Linked DNA regions of Homo sapiens: region 2 is linked to region 1. A link is a contact called in ENCODE Hi-C or POLR2A ChIA-PET data. All regions are on one chromosome and are shown on one strand. The core of a region is the stretch at or near the end of the contact, and the rest is flanking DNA. Distances in the headings are between cores, read along the strand shown.

Evidence for each region. Hi-C counts contacts between places; a loop is a spot of excess contacts on that map. ChIA-PET counts read pairs that join two places held with the same protein, here RNA polymerase II (POLR2A). Pooled maps may share reads with other maps.
Region 2: a pooled map shows a loop between it and region 1 (4-fold over the local background). The contact joins two enhancer-like sites. A Hi-C loop is called at or near these places in 4 of 50 pooled maps. POLR2A ChIA-PET finds 5 or more read pairs at or near these places in 2 of 52 experiments (activated CD4-positive, alpha-beta T cell and naive thymus-derived CD4-positive, alpha-beta T cell).

Annotation. Positions count from the first base shown.
Region 1 is chr9:111,297,589-111,300,738 of GRCh38, forward strand. No RefSeq gene overlaps it. Among named protein-coding and RNA genes, the nearest start is that of MIR7702, 28 kb to the left of the region's middle. Within about 2 kb of position 1,388, at least 12 of the 41 ENCODE cell types and tissues checked have a DNase peak (open chromatin) inside an H3K27ac peak, as active enhancers do.
Region 2 is chr9:111,620,868-111,624,065 of GRCh38, forward strand. No RefSeq gene overlaps it. Among named protein-coding and RNA genes, the nearest start is that of DNAJC25, 8.9 kb to the right of the region's middle. Within about 2 kb of position 1,949, at least 4 of the 41 ENCODE cell types and tissues checked have a DNase peak (open chromatin) inside an H3K27ac peak, as active enhancers do.

The sequences.
Region 1 (3,150 bases), core at 138-2,637:
CAGAATTTTCTGCTTTTTAAAGGCTAAATAGTATTCCATTGTATACATATACCACAGTTTTTTAATCCATTCATCCATTAGTGGGCACTTTGGTTGTTTCCATACCTTGGCTATTGTGAATGATGCTGCAATGAACACGGGAATGTAGCTATGTCTACAACATGCTGATTTCATTTCCTTTGGATATATACTCAGAAGTGGAATTGCTGGATCACATGGCAATTCTATTTTTAGTTTTTTGAGGAACCTCCACGCTGTTTTCCAAAATGGCTGTACTTCATGTAAGTATGAAGTACTCAAATGTTCTAAATATGAATTTGAAGCATTAAAAAAATGCAGACTGTATTTCTGTTGATTATTTGATTCATTTCTTTGATCTAAAGTTATTCACAAAACTGATTAAAATATTCAGGAGTATAAATAGCTCAAATTTATTCTATAAATAGTTCAAATTTATTCTAGGTTTTAAACAGCATATATGTTTTTTTCTTTGACATCATAATGTAAGAAATAAGCATTCCCCCTTTCTAATTTTTTTTTTTGCCTTTGTGATACTTTTCTAGGATCATATGGGAACACACAACAATGCAGCAGATTGGACCCATTGTTTCTGTATATTACATCATTGCCGTTCTTAAGTGAATACAAAAAGGAGCACACTAGATCCCATTGAATACTTTGCCAACTTGGCTACTCTACATTAATGCGTCATTTAATTCGTACAAAGCCACTATGATGAAGGTATTATTATCCTCATTAATGTGAGACTCAGAGAATCAAATACACCCGCTGGGCTGGGATGCAAACCTGGGTATATTTGGTGCCTAGTGGAGAGTGGACATGGGGTCAACAAGAATCACAAAAAACGGGTTGTGCATAGCGACTACATAAACAAATGTGTGTTTTTAATAAATGGTTTTTAATGGAAGTTAATGAGGGCATATCATTTCTAAAATATTTGTAAAATGATAATAATTATATTAAGTATAGATAATAAAACAGACTTAGATCTGACTCTTAATACAAAAGGTCAAAAATTAATGTAAGAATCTTTTGAAGTTCAGCTTAAATAATATTGCAAACAGTTTAGATGCTACGTTAGCTTTACTACTGAGAAAACTCAATCATCCTGGCCAATTTTTGTAAATTTTTGCACTGGTATATCATGATAGTGGTCAAATATTTGTGGCTTATTTTATCCCAAATCTGCACATTTAATTCTCTGTTGAATGGATTTGGGTTTTTAGGTTTACTTTTCAGTATCTGGTTTAAAGGAAAAAGAACTCTCCATCACAGCAGGCACCAAACTTGGAAATAGCAGGAAGAACTTAGAACGTAAATTCTTTCTCAGTCCCAAAAGAGATGCTGTTCCAGCAAGACTCGGGTCAGAGGGCTGGGCACTGCTGGGGCAAGTCATGTGGCTGATCTGAGATGAACTTGTTTTGTAAAGAAACAGATGATTTCTAGCTATGAGGCTGTTGTTCCTGTAACTTTTTAGCAACAGTTAAATCCATTCCAAAATGACAAGCAACAGAAAAGAACATTCTGAATAAACTACAGATGAATGGAGTTTTCTCCTGCCTCCTTGGGAATATTATGAGCATCTTACAAAAGGGGTCATATCCTGTTTCTTTCTCTGGTTGCTACAACTGTGGTTTGTATATTGGCTGTATCACTAATGTGAATTTATAATCCAAAAATGCCAAAAGAAAAAAAAATTAGCACTCCTTCACAAATATGCATTTTTTTTTCTTTCCCCACCTTCCAACAAGCACTGTTCTAAGTCATCATTATTTTTTTCTGTGCTGGAAGCAAATCCACACGTCTTTTTCATATCCTACTGTTAGTACGGAAGGTGAAATACTGACATAAATGAAAGGAGTTGCAAGTTCAGCATTAATATAAAACAGGCAAACAGTGTTGAGAGCGTTTATAACTCAACAGTGCCCCCTAGTGTAAGTTCAAAAGATAACAGGCTGGAGAAAAGTACATTAGAAGACATTGACGAATTTATATCCTTTTAAACTATCAAGGAATTTGTCTTTTGGGGTAAACCTATTTACTTTATCAAGATACATATATTATTTTCAACTAATAATAGGGCATTAAAAAGATCACATTCTGCAGCCATAAAAAAGAAAGTTCATGTCCTTTGCAGTGACACGGATAAAGCTGGAAGCCATCATTCTCAGCAAACTAACACAGGAGCAGACAACCAAACACCGCATGTTCTCACTCATAAGTGGGAGTTGAACAATGAGAACACATGGACACAGGGAGGGGAACACCACACACCGGGGCCTCTCAGTGGGTGGAGGGCAAGGGAAGGGAGAGCATTAGGACAAATACCTAATGCATGCGGGGCTTAAAACCTAGATGACGGGTTGATAGGCACAGCAAACCACCACGGCACATGTATATCTATGTAACAAACCTGCACGTTCTGCACATGTATCCCAGAACGTAAAGTAAAATTTTTAAAAAATAAAAATAAACAAAAAGATCACATTCAAGTGGGAGGCAATGGCATCAAGGTGTATGGAGACAGTGAAAAGTACCAATGCACATTTTGAAAGAAAGAGAGAGAGAAGGAGGAAGAGAATGGATTGCCACCAAAGCATACCAGCTAGAAGGAATAGCAAGAACTTGGGTGATAGTAATACGGTATTATTCTCTGAGCCAATACCCAGGGCTGTTGTTTCCTTGTAAAGTTCTTCTTGACCACCCGCTAGCACTGATGACCTCTGGCCACCAGGGCTCCTCAGTTTTCTATGGAATAATTTGTGCTTTTGTTCCGCCAAAGCTTGGGAAGCTGGAAATTAATCTTCTTTGCTTAAATAACCATGGCTCTTTCCAGAAGTTTCTGATCCCTGAGAATTACAATACTTTGGAATCATAAAAAGGAATGCTATGAAGCCAGACAAGAAGGTACTCAGCAAGCCAAAGACTCCGCCTAACAACCCTGGAGTGTGTCATGCTTTAAAGAATTTCTCCTTACTGGACCCAATTGATGTCCCAAGATGGAGCATCTATCATGCATATTGGCTCTCATATCTTCATTTTTCTCTTGTTTCACCAAGAGTTTATGTAGACTACTTATCCCCTCTTTGTTTGAATCCTCATGTTCTCAACATTCCCTTCACTATTTTA
Region 2 (3,198 bases), core at 699-3,198, 320 kb after region 1:
TAATGCATACCCTTAAATTTCATGTAAACAACTTCATGAAAAATTTCCATCTTTTTTTTTTTTATTTTTTTTGAGACGGAGTCTTGCTCTGTTGCCCAGGCTGGAGTGCAGTGGCGCGATCTTGGCTCACTGCAAGCTCCACCTCCCAGGTTCAAGTGATTCTCCTGCCTCAGCCTCCCGAGTAGCTGGGACTACAGGCGCTCACCACCACACCTGGCTAATTTTTTGTATTTTTGGCAAAGACAGGGTTTCGCTGTATTGCCCAGGATGGTGTCAAATTCCTGAGCTCAGGCAATCTGCCTGCCTCAGCCTTCCAAAGTGCTGGGATTACAGGTGTGAGCCACCACGCCCAGCTCATTTCTTAATTTAAAAAGCCTTCTCTGCATCAACAATTTTGTTGAGTATTCACATCTCACATCTTTATTCTTCTAGTTTGTGCTTCATTTTGTTTCAGTGGGACACAGTGGTGCGAAGCTGGAACTCTGAGCCAGGCAGACCTGCCTGGGGATTATGCTAATTAGCAGATGGATATCTCCTTGAGCTTCCTATATAAAACTTTATCATAGAGAATATTTCTGAAATGCCTGTTTACCCAACTTCACAGATTATTTAGACAAAAAGTGAATAGGTGTACACTGGAGATCTTCATCTGCAAATGTTTTTCCTCCCTGACAGAACCAACTGCCAGGTTTTAAAAAGTAGGTTTAGCTTGCTCAAAAGTCCCCTTTGAGGATCACGTGAGCCCAGGGGTTTGAGACCAGCCTGGGCAAGATAATGAGACCCTAGTTCTACAAAAAACATACAAAAATTAGCCAGAGATGATGACATGAGCCCGTAGTTCCAGCTACTCAGGAGGCTGAAGTGGGAGAGTTGCTTGAGCCTGGGAGGTTGAGGCTGCAGTAAGCCATGATCCTGCCTCTGCACTTCAGCCTGGACAATAAAGGGAGATCCTGTCTCAAAAAAAAAAAAAAATCCCTTTCACATCCATCCTTATAGGAAGTATGCCAGAGGAACAGGTATTGGAGCTTTTTTTAGTTTTCCCCATTTGTCTATGCAACCAATCATACAGATTTATTTTCCTTTCTTGGGTTCTTGGTTTTAAAAAGGTGCTTCATTCATGAATTCTGAGGATAGCTAGGGAAAATTTAAACCATTATAAACTGGGGAATTTAGCTTTTAGACATCTCCAACAGGCTGTGCAGAAGTGGGTAGCATCCTCTGGTGGACAGTTTTGGAACCGGTATGGTCTCTGATGGGTGCACTGGAACCAGTTGGGGAGATACAGATCCAGGGTGAATCCTCTCCAAAATCTCTCCTCAGCATTTTTCTGTGGCTCTCTGATGGTCAGCAAGTAAACGGCTGCTTTGTATCCCTGATGACCTAGCAGGTCCAGTATTAAACCCACTATGAGTGGTTTGTGTGAGCCATGTGAGTTTTCTGCTTGCCCCAAATAAGAATGCCAGAGGAATGGGAGAATTGTAAAATGAGTTTCTCCACAAAAGTGACTGAGTGGGCTGAACAGTAAAGGGCAGTGGATGTGGAAAACAAAAAAAGGGAGTGAATACAGGCAGAATCCACCCATCCTCTGACTCCCTGCCATTCTTCAAGTGGACAGATTTTAGGAGAGGTAAGGAAGAAACAGATATTAATTGCCTTAAGTAATTAATTAATTTTATTTTTAAATTTTTTGTAGAGGCAGGGTTTTGCCATGTTGCCCAGGCTGGTCTCGAACTCCCGGACAGGCTCAAGCCATCCACCCGCCTTGGCCCTCCCAAAGTGCTGGGATTACAAGCATGTGCCACCACACCTGGCTCAGATATTAACTCTCAACAACAACAAAAATATAGACATACACCAAGAAGGCAGAAGAGAAACTATAGTCATACAAGCCTGACAAAATTAGAGATGGAGTTGGCAATGAAATTGGTGGCATTCCAATGCCATGAACCGTGACTCACACTAGTGGGTTGCGACACTGGTAGTCCACTTGCAGTGAGAAGGACAGATTTGTAAATGTCATCAAAGGAAGTTCAAAGGCAATGCTGGTTTTGAATTAGCTTTTTAAACTGTAATATTATTTTTTAAATGTATATGCATTAAGTACATATGCATTGAAGCATTTCTTTCTCCACTTTGAAAGGAAGGTGTATTCATCTGTTCTCATGCTGCTATAAGGACATACCCGAGACTGGGTAATTTATAAAGGAAAGAGGTTTAATTGACTCACAGTTCCACATGGCTGGGGAGGCCACAGGAAACTTACAATCATGGCTGAAGGGGAAGGGAACACATCCCTCTTCACATGGCGACAGGAGAAAGAAGTGCCGAACAAAGGGGAAAAAGCCCATTGTAAAACCATCAGATCTTGTGAGAACTCACTCACTATCATTAGAACAGCATGGGGCTAACAGCCCCCATGATTCAATTACCTCCCACCAGGTCCCTCCCACTGGGTCTCTCCCATGACACGTGGGGATTATGGGAACTACAATTCAAGATGAGATTTGGCTGGGGACACAGCCAAACCGTATCAGAAGGATTTTAATTTTGAGACTTCCTGTGATGTGCGTGAATTCCCTACAATTTGCAAATGTGCCTATTCATCAAGACTTCTATTTTGGAATAAGTATGGGTACTCTGTCTTTGACAAGTTATCATCAAAGGAAACAATGAAAATTAAGTTTATGGAAGTCACAAGTCCATGTTGATACAAGAAAATGTTAATTGTCTTCCATATAAATTTCCAAAGCTGTTTATCAAAACTTAGAATGCTGTACAGACCAATCCCAATTACAAGAATCTTAAATATAGTTGTGATCAAGTTGCTAATCATAACCTGTTGCAAACCCACAAGTCCACTGATTCACTGAAGTAATTTAGCTAAAAGTTATCTGTGAAGACACTACTGTTTGCTGTGCTTCTTAGTTCTCCTTTTACATACCTTATATGAAGAAATTCAATGGCTGGGTGTAGTGGCTCACACCTGTAATCCCAGCACTTTGGGATGCTGGGGTGGGAGGATTGCTTGAGGCCAGGAGTTTGAGACCAGCTGGGGCAACATAGCAAGATCCTGTCTCCACAAAAATAATTTTTTTTTTTTTTTGAGACAGGGTCTCACTCTGTTACCCAGGCTGGAGTGCAGTGGTGCAATCACGGCTCACTGAAGCCTCAACCTCCCGGGCTCAAGCGATCCTCCCA